Linked DNA regions of Mus musculus: region 1 is linked to region 2. Evidence: chromatin loops called from intact Hi-C (ENCODE). Cell type or tissue: gastrocnemius. All regions are shown on one strand.

Region 1 (8,000 bases), 70 kb after region 2:
TACATAAACTTTTAAGCAGTTTGAGTGTCTTGAATTCGACACTGGCTTGTTAGAACTCTGATTGCATCCCCACATCCTTTCATGTGTTCATGCCATCCATTGTAGTAAATACTCTATAACTGCCTGGAGTCGGCAGCATTGGCGGAAGGCTCTCCACAAGGAAATTTATTGCCTGATGGAGGAATCACAGCTGAGCATCCAAAGTACATCACTCCAGCGACACAAAGCGAATGATTCTCTTGGAGGTTTATCATGGAGTAGAAATAGATAGGCGCAAACATTTACTGGGAATGATTCTGCCTTAGTTACTTCACAGCACACCCGCATTCTCATTCTGTCGCCCTCTCTAAGAATTACGCTTTAGCACATATTAGCATTACTATTTTCAAATAAGGAGAAGAAGACATGGATACTCGAAGATGGAAATTTCAAAACTAGAACAAGGGACTAGAACAAAGTCTACTAAGTTTTTAAGACTTGGAATTACTTACTGTTGCACTGGCTTCATTCTTCTGGACTCTTATGATACATATAATAGCCTGAAACATAAAAATAAATTCTCATTCTCTCTCTCTCTCTCTCTCTCTCTCTCTCTCTCTCTCTCCTCTCTTGCAATTCTCAGATTAACAAAAAATGATCAAATAAGTACAGTTTTGAAACAACCATCACTTGATTACTGCTGTAAGTCAACAAGGAGAACATCAAAGAAATGAGAATAGACTTAGTTTAAGGATATGATTGAATTGGAGAAGAAGGTTTTCCATGAATGGAAGTCAGAGTCCACAAAACAAAATTTGAAGACTTTTTCAAGGCTAGAGTGTGCTAATAAAAAAAAAGCTGCAATACTAAAGGGATAGCTAGAGTGAGTCTTCATCAGGACTTGTCAATTGGCACTTATTAAACTAAGAAACTCCTCATCTTTATGACTTGAGGCAGTGGCACACCTGGAAACAATGCACTCTCCTCCAATTCCCAGAGACTGTGAGGAAGAGCAAGGACAATCATCCTCGAATGTTTGCCCTTGAGGAGACTGTTCAGGGTGGTGGACTTCTCATGCCAGAGAAAAGATACTATATTGCAAATCCCAAACATATCTGCTGTAAGAGTGGATTTACCTACCACCTGCTGTCAAGATGTTTTTGTTTTGTTCTGTTTTGTTTTGTTTTTTGAGACAAGATCTCAAAAACTCAGTATTCTCCCTGATCATGGGATACAAACTCAGCTCTGACTTAAGAAACTGGTAGCACTACGAGCATACTTGTATAGGTACCTCAGGCTTTTGGACCCATCAGTCCTTAGGAACAAAGCCCTTATTTACTTGGAAGCCATTATGGGCCTGCCAGGTGTACTGGTGAAGATGGGAGCAGTTGTTATCTGAAAATGAGTATGTACCTCTCAAAGTCTAATATGGATAGAGACAATAGAGCACTCAGCAGCGAGTGAGAGCCTTCATCTTACATAGTCTGCCACACAAGTCTTACTGAGTATTCCTGGATATGTCATAGAGGGGTTGTGTCTGCCTATCTCAATATCCACATTCAATCCAATAATGCAATCTTTGCAACGCAGCATGGTGAGATGTAGGAATCCTCCCACCAAATAAGGTATGCTGACATCTGAGAAAATGACACAAAGAGGAAGATGACCCTGGCCCATGCCATGAGATCTTCACATGAGAGGGAGAGGGAGTGAGAAATCCTCTTTCAGTGTCTAGAGGAAAAGGACATCCGTATTTCATAAGAAGACGCAGACAAGAGAATGCAAGCCAACAGTCCCTGCCAAATTCCCCTCAGTCATTGCTAATTAACTAAATTCTGGGTCACCCTTGGGGTAGAGACTTAAAAGTCTGAGGGGGTTGTTGATATGATAGCCTCCTGTGGGGGAAGGTAGTGGGTGACAGAGGAGTATGGGACATGGAAAGAATTAAATTTCATCACATAAACATATAAAAGTGTCATAAAAAATGAAAAACTGCTTCTAAGAGTTAAGAATCTTATGTATAGTCGTCATACTTACACTTCCTAAGAAATTAATCTTCTTACTCAACATGAATTTTTTCTTTTATTTATTTATTTATTTATTTATTTGATATTTTCTTTATATACATTTCAAATGTTATCCCGAAAATTCCCTATACCCTCCCTGCGCCCTGTTCCCCTACCCACCCACGCCCAATGAATATATATTGATAAACATACTTGCACATTTGTGTCTATAAGTATCAAATAAAAGATATTTTAAAAATCAATAACAATTATCATTCTTCAGTTGATAATTCTCCTTTTCCTTGTTTTTAGGCTAGCGTACAAACCAATGGAATTTCCAGGGACATTTCTATCCACATATGTCATTATACTTTATTCTCACTTGTTCTCCTTCCTACTTATTTCTGGTTAGGATCCTGGGCCTAGTGTAACTTCAGCCGGAGAGACGCTGAAGTAAGATGATTTCAAGGCCAGCCTGAGCTACATGAGACACTGTCTTAAAGAAATCATCTGTCTCTTCCTGATATAAAGATTAAGTGATGATGCTGTATCAGAAGATGGCCTAGTCGACCATCATTGGAAAGAGAGGCCCATTGGTCTTGCAAACTTTATATGCCTCAGTACAGGGGAACACCAGGGCCAAGAAGTGGGAGTGGGAGGGAGGGGAGTGGGGGGTGGTTTGGGGGACTTTTGGGGTTGCATTGGAAATGTAAATGAAGAAAATACCTAATTAAAAATTTTTTTAAAGAGATAAGTGATAATGCTTCAAATATCACATATATAATCTACGCTACAGTCAATGCCATTGTGTGATTCAGTTTATAACCCTGAAGAAGAGCATTCTCTTTCCAGCTGAGTTCAATGTCCAGCACAGTGCCTGGAGCCAGACAGGGAAACAACCACACTCTTCATGGAAGTCACCATGCGGACCTATTAGCAAGTCCAACTTCTAGTCCCATATTACAGTAGGATTGTTTCTAAATTGCCCTGGGAAGATAGGAGGAATTGAAGAAAGAATGCCGAATGCTCTTTTCAAGGAGGGAACGTTTTATTCATTCATTTTTGTTTTTGTTGTTTTTTTAAAAGTGGGAATATATATGTAATTCATTTAATTTTAAAATTGTGTCCTACATTTAACTGAAAGGCATACCTGGTACATTTGTCAAGTATGATGCAATGTTTGGATATCTGTGTGGGGAATGCTTTTCTTGGCTGTTTATTTGTGTGCCTTGGGTGACCCATGCTTTCTCCTTCATTCCTCTCGTGGTGGCTCCTCCTTTTTCCATTTCATACACTTTTAATACATTGCTAGCCACCCGTTGACCAGTCAGATGTATTGACTTTTACTTCTTCTGCTCTTAATTTCAGAATCATACTTAACAGAGAGAGTTTAAACAGGGTGTAGTGTCGATATCCCTGAGGAAGGTCTCAAGATTGCCCTAATTGCCAACACCAGGAGCACCTCAGTTGACTTTTGTTCTGCATGTGGGGATTTTATTTAGAACAAAGTAACTGAGCTTAACACCTGGGCAGCAGTTCACCCGGTGTTCTTTACAGAGAGGAGCAGGCATCAGATCACAGTGTAAATAAATCACCAGTGTAGCGTCTAAATTCAGGATCCAGAGACTCAGCAGGTGGCTGTGTCCTTTCTCCCATGCCTGCTGAGGAGCGACTGAGTGATTTTAAACGTGTTTCGATTTCTGAGTTGGCTTCTTCCTGTGAAAATGTCTATTGAGATTCTTGTACGTCGAAAAGAGAGGGTAAACTGATGAGTGTCAATAATTCTCCTATGGTGTGTGATCTAAGCCAGGCTGGTGGGAATAACTCAAAATGTTTAGGAAAAACCACACAGTAAATAATCAAAGTGATAGCGCCACCTACAGTCTTGACTTAGGTATTTCAAGGCAAATTAGACAGTAAATCCTGTCTATCAGCGTGGGAGTCAAGTTGCAGAATTTAAGCAGGCAGGACCTGAATGAGGGTGGAAACGCTGCTAAAGGTTGCTGTTACGTCTTTGACAGCCGTGGTTTTTAGAAGTTGGTTACCCCCACTCCTTTCAGGCTTGTGTGGCTTAGTCATAGCCATATATGCCCATTTTGTTTCTAATTCTTAAAGTCAACTACCAATGTACAACTTTCCACATTGATAGAAACATATCTATAGTTGTCTTATTATCAATTCCAAGTATCTAAAGTAACGCCTTCCCTGTGTTAAATTAATACAATTATGTAGATGTGCTTGTTTTAAATTCTTTTTCCTTCTAAATGCAGACTCTGAGCATCATGGGAACGGTATCTGCGTGTTTTCTCTGCTGTCCATGCTGTCCCTGCTACAGAAAAATTCTCTTTAGAATGAACTCCCATTAAGCAATCGGTGAGTGAATGGATGTATAGATGAACAAAAAAAATTTTTTTTGAAAGAATATAATCCACATCACTTCGTCAAGGCTAGTTAAAATAATGGAAGAGCAAAAATACTTAATGCAATTACTTTGTTATCTAAGTTACTGAAGTATGTTGTTTGTTGGTTCATTTTAGTTTTAGTTTGTTTCCTGCAGACATGTTCTCACTATGTTGCCTTAGCTGGCTTAGAAGTCACTGTGTAGACAAGGACAGACTGAAACTCCTGCCTCTGCATCCCAAAGGCTATTTCCATTGTTGTGGCCGAAACGGGGTCTTACACAGTAGCCCGGTATTGTAGTTTTAGTTTTGTTGCTGTTAGGGTGACGTAGTTTCATGCTGCTGGCCATCACTGAGTGGGAGCTAAGGTGGGAACATGGGCAGCTGGTCACATCACAGCCATAGTCAAAGGCAGAGAGAAACAAATGCATCTTGCTGCCAGCTTGTTTACTTACAAGCTTTCTTGTGCAGTCAGGAACCCCTGCCTAGGGTTGGTACTGCCTACTGCGGACTGGGGTCTCCTACATCAATTACCAAGGCTCTTTGTGAGGGCAATCTGACCTAGCAATTCCTCAGTAAAGATTTTCTTCCCAAATAGTTTTGGGTTCTGTCAAGTTGACAGTTAAAGCTATCCAGGACACTCAGACTGGCCTAAAAACAGGCTGACCTTGAACACACAGCAATTCTGTGCTTCATCCTCCTGAATTTAGACATTGCAGGTATGTCCCTCTGCTCTAGATGGGGTTTTAAATCACAAGATAGGCATTCTGTATCATTTCTAAAAGATTATTTATTAGGTGGGATTACACTCATAAAAAATTACTTAACTTTGAAATTGATACCAGGTGACATAGTGCCTTACAAGCGATCTTAGCTTTTACAAACAGCTTAGCAAAACCAGATGATTTGACATTCATTTATGAATATATTGAGCTGGATCTCTCTTGCCAGTGCTATGAGATGTTTTATTGGGCTTAAATTATTCATAGTGCAATTGATTTGCTTATTCTGTAAAAGTTAAATTATAAATGAACTGCCGGGTGTGCTCATAATGAAGTTAGGCAACTAAAGAATCGCTGAGGCATGTGGCTGTTGGCTGAACCATAACACAGACCATTAAGTTTCAATATGTTGTAACCAAAGGCCAGTTTAATAACCGTAAAAGCCCAGATTGCTCTAAGTCCACACACAACTCAAGTGATAACACAACCACATCATTCCTTTCAAGTCAAACCCTCATTCCTATTTTCTCGCAGGAAACTGGGGCTCTGTCAGCTTTCTGGTTGACGACATCATCTACAGATTAATGCTTTACCCTTCATGAAAGAAGCTGATGTGGAGGGATAGGGTTTGAGATGATTTACAAAGTAGGTTCAGGTACAAAGATAGTGACTTTGAGGAGTGGCTCCATGGCTCAGCTGTAGTCTGATGACCTGAGTTTGATCCCAGGGTGGAAGAAGAGTACTAATTCCAATAATTTGTCCTCAGATCACCATGCATGCCACAACACATGTGCCCAGACATAAGTAAAAACATACACAAAAGAAATATAAATTTAAAATAATTTAGAGTAGCTTTGACATTAAAATATAAATATTAGATACATTATTTTCATGTATCTTTGTTGAGACAGAGTCTGATTCTGTAATCCAGGTTGGCCTAGAATTCACTAGGTTGCCTAGGCTGTCCTGAAACTCATAGCAATCATTCGGTCTCAATCTCTCAAGGATAGCTTCAAAATGAGATATTTTTAATCTATTCAATCTACTTTATAAGTTATGAAAATACATTAGCATTAGGTTCAGGAAATTATCTGCTTGGTTCACGTTACCAGCCAGAGTCACACTGGATGAAGTTCTCTGAGGAAAACCAGTCTTTGAAAATGTGTGCAGTTGTAGATTGTCTGTTCCTCTATTGAGCCAAATGTCTTGTGGAGCCTTACGATATTCCACCATAAACTTCTATGATGAAAAATAAAAGAGATGCCACTCATTTTTTATGTGCGAGATAGTACATTTCAGAGTGCAGTGTTTCGACACAAGACTCCTAAATAACACACATAGAGTTGAGCCCAGTTGGCATCTTTAGGCTATTCATTTACTATGCATAAAAGTCTTAGAATCTGCTAAGAAAGCAAGAACATCTCTGTAGGACAATAAATAAATAATTAAATAAATACTATAAAGAATTGAGCTTTTTTTTCCCCCCCGACCTCATCAAATTCTAAGCACTAAAAATATTCCATAAACATGATAGATTCTCAGATAGCTATGAGGTAGCAAGTGATGTTATTCTTGTGTTTCATCTGAAAAAATGAAAAAAAAAAAAAAAACACAATCGGTGGCCAGTAACTTGCCCTTGATAACTCAGAAAGTCAGCAGTTGAATTTGAACTCAGTCTGACTTCAGAGCCATATATGAAACCAGCATGCTCATTTCACATTCAAGGAATGCATATGTAAACAACTGCAAATTTATACCCGAAGTCAGAAAACTGTCTCTGGAGGGAAAAAAAAAATAAACGAACAACACCAAAACAAAACAAAATGAAAAAAACCTCACCTCCTCACACTGAGATAAATGTTTAAAAATTCACAAGCCATTTACACTTCACTGCATATGTATTTTTAGTTCCACTTTAATAATGTAAAAGAATAGTCTCAGCACACAGGGCATAAATGAGCCACAGGAAAGAGCTGTATCTAGTTAAGACCTGATTTAAATAATACCAAGAGCAGGAGCATAGCCAAGGGTTGGGATCAGTATTCAGTGTATGAACTAACAGATGCAGCCAGGAGAGGCCAGATCAGGGAATTTGCTTCAGAACAGAGGCTCAGGCAATGATGCACCAGGCTCTCTGAGAGCTGCAGGGGAGAGGAGTGAGGATCCATATGCCGTCAGCAAGGGTCTAAAAGACAGCTCTGCCATCAGCTTTCAGATAGCTACTGCAGCAGACAGCTAAGAAATTCACCCTTCAGTCTTAGACTCCAGTTTATTTTTTATATTTTGCAGTTTATTTATGTTTTCAGCCGGATACATCGTCCTTCAATGCTAATGCCCCAGCTTCAAAAGAAAAAAAAAAAAAACTTACTTTGGACTGTTGCCTAAAGCCTGGATGGAGCAGTGGGGACTGTGCATGCTTTCCACCCAAAACTAAAAGTAGTCATGATGCTCAAAGCAATCATTTTCCAAACAGTGGATAACAAGCTGTGAGCAAACAATAAAAACATAAAATAAAAAAGACAGAAAGGAAAGAAAATAAGCTCTGTGCTTGTCCAAGCTTAGCCTGTTTAGAATGTGGCCAAGCCATCCAGAGAACAGAAGCTACGGTAAGAGGATGCTGGAGAATTCCGTAAGCTGAGCCATCTGGAAAGACAAAGATACTAAGAATTCACAGGCAGAGACCGAGAGATCTGTGCAGAGCCGGTAGCGAATCAGCAGTACAGAGCAAAGTCCAGCAGGTAGGGAAGGAAAAGAGAAAGGAAAGGGAGATAAAGGGAAGGAAGAAAGGAGAGGGTAGGGAGAAAGGGAGGGGGTAACAGGGAGCTTCTAGTCCAGTAGTTTCACAGTGAGTGGAAAATGGAGGTACCACCATCAGGGGAACACTTGGAAATCCT
Region 2 (8,000 bases):
ATCCATCCAACTAAAACAAATTAACATTTGCATGGATAAGAAAATCAATACAATCCAAGAACTTAATTTTAGGGACCGCAAAGCTCATTGACAACGTAATTCTTGCTGTCTGTAGGTGATGTCTTTCCCCCACTTGAATCATATTTATAAGTCTCCCTGGGACTCAAATCTTCAATAGTTAGGGAATATAAACATACATTATAAATACCCTAGGAAGACTAGCATTTTACCTGCTTAATATAATTTCTCATGTCCTCCCCATACTTTTGAATACCTCAAAACCACTCAAATTAGCAAAATTGTAGACATGAGACACAATCCACTATACCAACCCAGATGCATAATTCTAGTTGTTTGTGAAAGGCTTTATTGTGAAATTCTACCATCGCACAGCGCTGTGGAGGGACTTAACATGTCATGGATTTATGGTTGCAACAGGACTACATTGCAGAAAGGATTACTTCAGTCCGTTGGATTGGATTATCACGCCAGAACTCTAAGAAAGACTGGATGTGGGAGGATAGCTCAGTTCTTCGCAAGAACGGGTAAGTATCTAGAAGCTCAGCTTGAAGGCATTATTCAAAACTTTGACTCCCAGATCTTTCTTGTTGAACATAAGTTGCCTGAAAGTTGAGATGTCTCTACTCTACTGTGAGTTGTAGATGCTAGTCATGCAGTTTTACTCTCTCCTCCCTCTCCTCCTTTTATGCAAATAGTGAATCATTTTTATATTGCCCCTATTCATTTCTCTCTCTCTCTCTCTCTCTCTCTCTCTCTCTCTCTCTCTCTCTCTGTTCATGCAGGCATTTGTGTGTGTGTGTGTGTGTGTGTGTGTGTGTGTGTGTAACTTGATCTGATTCTTTTGTGCTTTGATAATGAGCTTATCCCTTAGGCCTCTTTCAGCACACACCTGCTCTGTTTTCTCTTCACTGTTTTTATTTCTTCACAGTTCTTACTACTTTCTGCTTGTCTGTGAACGTCTTACCAATTTCTCCTCCCTGGAATTTGGGTTTTAAAAAACAGAACAGACCTCAATTATTTGCTAACTAGTTGGCATCTATAGGTGTCTGCCAAGTATATTTAGCATATTTCCTTGTCAGTCTTTGTAAACAGTGATTCAGAGAATAGAGGCAAACTCTTGGACAACAACCATGCAATAGTCTAGTGTAAACCTATTACCTGATGCTGTTACATCTCAGCTCTGCAGTATTTAGCCACCTTAGAGTTCCTAGCTGCTGACTCTATGAGAACTTGCATTTCCTCTCTGCTTATATTATTTTATTTTCATTAGATATTTTCTTTATTTACATTTCAAATGTTATCCCCTTTCCTGGTTTCCCCTCCAAAATCCCCTATCCCATGCCCCCTCACCCTGCTCACCAACCCACCCTTTCCTACTTCCCTGCCTTAGCATTTCCCTACACTGGGGCATCCAGCCTTCTCAGGGTCTATTTATATTTATTAATTTAATTTTTTTTTTTTTTTTGGTTTTTCGAGACAGGGTTTCTCTGTATAGTCCTGGCTGTCCTGCAACTCACTCTGTAGACCAGGCTGGCCTCAAACTCAGAAATCTGCCTGCCTCTGCCTCCCAAGTGCTGGGATTAAAGGCGTGCGCCACCGCCACCGCCACCGCCACCACCACCAGGCTTCCATTGCCTGTTTTAAACCCACTCTTCTTCCAACACTGGCACAAAGTGAATTGTAGATAAGTATTTGGCTGGCATGTGAGATCATTATGTGTCTTCTCCTCTGGACCCCCAGGAACTTAGCATGACTTGCTCCTTGACTTAAACACTGTATTAAATTGTTACTAGGCTTTTTATGTGTCATACTGTACTAAGAAGCAGACAGAGAGTTTCTTAAAGGCGAGAATGCTGTTTCCTTATCCCAAGCCTCTAGTTTTATCAACAAAACACTCATGTCCTTTGCTTCCTTGTCTATTTGTATTTCTAAAAATCATGCAATCTGCCTTTTTTATTTGTAGGATTAATCTTTCTGGGAATACAGAAGAAAACATGAATTGTGCTTATCTTCATAATGGAAAAATCCATCCAGCTTCCTGTAAAGAGAGACATTACTTAATATGTGAGAGAAATGCTGGCATGACAAGAGTGGACCAACTGCTTTAATGCAGAAGGATGGACAGGATGTCAGATAAGTGCTTGATCATGCAATAAAAGATCTGGACAAAAGAACTCCGCATTCATAAAACTGCTTATTTTGTATTTTTATATCATCCTTATATCACAGGTCTGATCCTTTCTCTGTATATTAAAAAAACAGCATGTCAGTAGATCTCTAGCTTTTCCAATAACTTTCTTTTTATCATCCATTCCTCATTTTCTTAGCTTGTTGTAATCCATTGAGTCTTCAAATATACACACATAAAACTAAAATTAAATTCGGACCCAAGTGAGTTAACACTGTGCAAAATATCTAAGTTAAGAAAGACACCATGGGATAGCAGAAATAACATAGATTGGAATCTGTAAAATAGTTTAAATGTTATGACCTCTTAACTGAAAGGCAACCATTAAGCAATTCTATCTATCTATCTATCTATCTATCTATCTATCTATCTATCTATCTATCTACCTACCTACCTACCTATCTATCTACCTATCTATTTATTTTTGAGAGAGGAGCTCTATCTGTCCCCAAACTCACTATATTGACAAGGTACTTTCTTCTGTATTCCAAATGCTGGGATTAAAGACATGTGACTGGCTAATAAGAACAGTTTTATATTTTGTTTAATTTCCATTTTCTCACACTTAAAATAGGATGGTTTGGGGCTGAGGATAAACCAAAGTGTGTGTATTCACATATTTATGAATATGAAAATACTAAATACATATGAATTATATGAATAAATATGAAAATATATGAAATATTTCCTATATATAAAATATTGCCTATCTTATGTAATAGGTATATAAGATAGAAGAAGAAGAAGCAGACTTTTTTTAATCTGGTTCTTTTTTTGATGGTTCTATGTTTGGTGTTTGCTGAATAACCCAGAAGTTATTTATAGGGCCTGTGGGGAGGCACCTCTAACAGGATAAGAGGCAAAAGTCACACTTTCTACCAGAGTCATTCCCCACAACTTCCTTTGTTTAACTAGTGAGAAAACAGGGTCATGAACATAGTTTATCTCAGCTGAGGACTTTGTGGAAACTAAACATGCTCAATCAGGAATATAGATGGAACTCAGAAGGCTGAGGAGATATAGAAATCTGTTTTTAATACACACTCCCTGTGACCCTGTTGTAAGCAGTCCACTCTTAAGACTTTTCAATAAACATTGATTTAGCACTTATTCCCTATGTGTTTTGGAGCAAATGGTTTAGTCTCTAACACTATTTCCTTGCATATACAGTGAGCTGATTACCCTATCCAGACGAGAATTGTGATGATCTCTGATGTAATAATATAAAATATTGGTGAGAACATCAACCGCATGATACTAAAAAATGTTAGTTTTACAGCTCTGTGCATGACAAATCTGCTCTTTAGTTTATTTTGGACTCTTCTTAAGGGAATAGATTTCTGGGTTACAGGAAAACAACAAAATTTATTTGGCATTTTTATTTTAAAAAACAAGATATTGGCCTTGTGAGATGAGAAGTCTTGGCTCCCCCACCCCCTTTGGAGATGGGGATTCAAGGCTGAACTTCTGGTATGAAACTGTCCATTTGCACAAAACAACTGGGGGCTAATTATTCAGAACCTATCCAAACATCAACCCTATGTCTGAATGTTAGTGTTTTTCCTCTCTTCAGCATATTTATATATTACTACAACACACAGCCTTAGAGGAAACATATTTAATGCCCAGCTAAACATATACAGAAGGTGAGACCAGCCTGTACCTACAAAAATCAAACTGTACCTACAAAGTCTCTCTTTTCCCTTATACTCGTGCCTGAAGCATATAGTGAAACAAAAACAACCCAGATTCTATGATCAGAGCACTTCATTTCAAACACTCAGCATGAAACCAGCTAAACGGACTTCTCTGTGCCTGACTTAGAGCCAACTTACCCTTCTGCTTCACAGAACTGTAGTAAGGAAGCAATACTGTGATCTGGCTTTAAAATAGTTTTTAAGAACACATTGAATAATAAACAGTAAATATTTAAAACAAACAAGAGCAGAACACTACATGTAGCACATGGGTTTTTTTGTTGGGAGAAACCAATGGCTCCCTTGCAGACATTTCCCTGAGAGTGGATTGTCCTGGGAAAACACTATTCAAGCTTTGGTTTCAGTGCTGCTAAAATGAGAAGAGAAACTGGAAAATGAGTAGTAGCTCATGAAGTCTGGCTCCTGAGGTTAGTTACAATATTATTTGTTGGTGTGGTTTCTTCCTCTTTTCTCCATCTGGTAGAGCTTAGAATATGCAGAGGGTTATCTGGAGTTCAGTTACTCTGTTTTCAGGCCAGGAACACCACAGGAAATGTTGGCAGAATGTGCTAGTCCGTTTCCATTTGTCCCTAATGACCCCACCAGCTACTCCTTATGTCTCAGGAAGCTAAACACAAATGAATACATTTTCCGGGCAAACTGAGCCTCTGAGACACATGGGTTATGGTCAGAAGTATAATTCAGATCCCTTATGTGTCTTAGATTGATAAAACTTGATGATCTGTATACCAGCCCTTCGCTGTAGTGAGGCAGACCACGAAGTCCCAGTGAACATTCTCCTTACTGTTTTAGGCCATAGGGTGACAGCAGCCCTGTAGTACATATGTCAACATTGATCCCCTTCTTTCTTTCCTATTAACCTTTTCCAAAACTGTAGTCCTATTAGTAAGTTCCCTTATATCACCTCCTGAATGTGCCATTTGTGATGAAGAACGATTGATCCAGTGAGACTCTAAAAATAAATAAATAAATAAATAAAAGAACACAATTGAGAAATGACCTTTGGACATAAGGACAAGTAGCCTAGAAATAAATGGTGTCTAAGAGATCAGAGTTCTCAGTACAAATGCTGTAGTCACAGGATGTGCTGAAACTGGTCATCCATCCATTAAATAATTGATTCCTCCTGCAAGAGCAAAGTTACCTCTGGACAATGCTGCCAGGAAAACCCAACCTTCATGTCCAATATGGAAATGCAATGGATAGAGATGGCTGTGATTCCCAACACTCCCAGATTATGGCTTTCAAGAAGCAAGTGTGGGTTCTTCACCTTCTCTTTCCCTTTCCCATCATGGCTCCAATATTCCAGAAGATGAAAGAAACCCAGGCCCCTTTTGGGAGAACTAGTATCTCTGGGTACAAACTATGAGGGAGATCTAAATGTTGCCAGTGTTGACTGGTATTTTGAAGTTTACTTATAATAACAGTCAGTATTACCCTAATCAGCAGACTGATTGGAAATAAATTTAGGGATGAAATCTCTCCTAAGCTTTCTTGTTTGGAAATCCAAAAGCTATGTACAAGTTGATTTGTCTAGATTTAATGGCCTTTATCTTTATTCGCTGCATCATCTTTTTGCTTCATAGTTTATAGCAAATAGAAGTCCATACTGTGCAGCTTACCTCCAGCATCTGATACTATGTGGAAAGCAGAGCAACAGTTTAATTTGGTAGTAGCTATTTTGAGCTCAATAATTCTCATTTCTTCATTATTGAGTTATGTTTCAGTATAAGCTTCAAAAGTTCCACTTTCTGGATGATGAACATCCTTTAATCCCTGTTGCATTTTACCACTGTGAAAAAGTAGCCAGTTCCATTTCTTGTACCAACCTACTCCTAACTACAACCGAAGTTCTTTGTGCCAGGCTCCTATGTAGACTGCTTCACCACTCCAAGCACCTTCAGCATGCATGCGGAAGAAATATATACCTCTCTTCAGTGGGACATTCCTACCTCAGAGGCCTCTCAGAAGTGCCAATCCCCTAGCAAATGTTCAGGTAATAAATTTAGAATGCTTAGTTGAAAACTATAATTTTTTTCTGTTTGTATACTGTGATAAAACCAAGTGTTTCTCCTAATCTGAGATAACCTCTTTAGCATATTCTAGTGTGCCTGACACATTCGTCAGCATGGAGGAGTAAGTGAAGGGCACTCAGATCAGGAAATGAGATATATTCTCTCAATTTGCAAAAAGTAAAAGAAATCATACCACTTAAATTATTTTAGCTTTTACTTAAAACAGGCAGCAAATTATCTGAAAAATAGTAAGAAATGTTGAAAAACTAGGAAAAAATGTCTTCAGCTGATGCAGTTATGTTTTTAGTATTTGATAATTGTTTCTACATCTTATGCTACCTTTTATTTTTACAACTCTACAGTGCAAAAAGATTTGCAAATATATGTTTTTGTGTATTTTTATTGTCACTTCTTTAATTCATCAACTAGGTGTCATACATAACCTCATACAACAAATAATTAGGTGGGCTTAAAAAGCATTTTATTATATTTTCCCAAGTAGTTTCATTAATTAGTCTTTAGTATCGACTTGTTACAAATTAACTAAGTGAAGCTAACTTTCCTAAATCAGATCTCTAATATAGTATTAGCTTCAGAATATCTTTTGTCACATAAAACACCATTTCAAGGTTTCAGGGATGACCCAGAGTCATCTCAGGCAAGACATTATCAGGCCTATTAAAATATGTAAGGACAATTTTTTATTAGTATGAATAATGTAATAAGCCAAATAACTCACTTTTCTTCCTGGACGAATTGTATAATTAGCCGGAAATGTTTGTTCATTTTTCTAAATTACTCATTAAAATTAAAAATACTTCAATGAATCATGTTCAAGAGATGCTGAAAACAGGTAAGAGAGTCTTCATGTTAAGAATAGAAGGTTTTCTGGTTGGTATGAATGAGATTATTGAAAAATACTAGATAGGTAGACAGACAGATAGACAGATGGAATTAATTTTTAAAATCACAATAGTGTACATTAGGATTGAAGAGAGGTGTTATTAAGTCTATTGTATTTGGTATTTTCCAAGTCAGATATAGCCCATGCTATAAGGTTCATCTGAGAGAATTTAAGCAAAGATTTTCTTAGAGTTTCAAATCTTTGCATTTCTCCAGTAGGAAGGCCCAATCCTTCCACTTATCCTGACATTATTACACCTTGAAAATACTTTCTCTAACTCATGTCATTGCCTGATTTCACATTCAGGAGCATGGTGTGTTGTGACGATGATTTCCTGTGTGGTCTGTATGGGCTTGTTAGCAACGTCCATTTTCTTGGGCATCAAGTGTAAGTACAAAAGCATATCTTCAGTGTTACCTGTTAACAACACGGGTTATGAATTGTTGTATTATTATTTTAAAAGTTCACATGTATAAATGTATGAATAAATAAATTAAGATCTATGTAAGCACACGTAAATGGTATACAGTCAGTTAGACTTATATTAAGAAGGAGTTCACATGGCGAGATAAAAGAGTCTGGTAAAAAGAATGCAATTAATTTTTCTAGAACCACTGTATCACTGTAGAGTGATGTATTTATGTGGTGTTTCCCATGAAAGCAGAAGGTTAACAATCTATTTATAGATTGTAAACTATTTATAGTTTTTGAAAGATAATCTACAAATTATATTCATATATGTACAGGCACACTGCACATGTGGACACAGGATTTTAACAAGTACAAGCTAGATGTTAGCCAGCAAAGCTTGAGTAGCCATTTCCAAAGTGTGTGCAGACTTGTCTCTTTCCCTCATCCTCTTGTGTTTCTGGGTTTTCTTTAACACCATATGCCAATTAAGTATTAATTTGAAAACATTATAGTATAAACATATTTCCAAAGAGATCAGTTTTCTTTGTGCCCTTTCCATATATTTTCATTTTTCCAACTCATCCTTTAGCTACAGTGTGTAGCATAATATACCCAGTAATTTTGTTTGGGAGATTTAGAAGTATTTGGTTCCAGTTTCCAAGGAGACAACATTTTTCAGTCATTATTCCTAACTTGTTGAAAATTAATTACAATTCAAACACCAATAAAGGTAAAATGTTTGC

What was found. A loop is a pair of places that touch in the nucleus more often than their neighbours do. Peaks named below come from ENCODE experiments on the same cell type or tissue, not always from the same donor. Only the 100,000 strongest peaks of a DNase experiment are listed, where the experiment ranks them.
Region 1: it touches region 2 in a loop (2.4-fold over the local background); 17 of 42 quality-filtered maps call a loop at or near these places.

What each region holds. Positions count from the first base shown.
Region 1 is chr6:129,473,037-129,481,036 of GRCm38, forward strand. Gm45969 (a long non-coding RNA gene) reads left to right here. Exons shown (of 4, transcript XR_001785379.2): 3 at 4,256-4,358. It also overlaps a transcript of Olr1 not described here. Among named protein-coding and RNA genes, the nearest start is that of Clec7a, 4.3 kb to the left of the region's middle. In gastrocnemius, a CTCF peak has its summit at 3,871 (motif pointing left); a DNase peak (open chromatin) is centred at 7,217; H3K4me3 peaks cover 197 bases.
Region 2 is chr6:129,403,123-129,411,122 of GRCm38, forward strand. It overlaps Clec1b (C-type lectin domain family 1, member b), which reads left to right. Exons shown (of 6, transcript NM_019985.3): 5 at 439-545; 6 at 1,985-2,291. The coding sequence ends at 2,129. It overlaps Clec9a (C-type lectin domain family 9, member a), which reads left to right and starts at 5,740. Exons shown (of 7, transcript NM_001205363.1): 1 at 5,740-5,923; 2 at 7,153-7,233. The coding sequence starts at 5,833. It also overlaps a transcript of Clec12b not described here. In gastrocnemius, no CTCF peak of the experiment used is centred here; a DNase peak (open chromatin) is centred at 4,451; H3K27ac peaks cover 1,119 bases.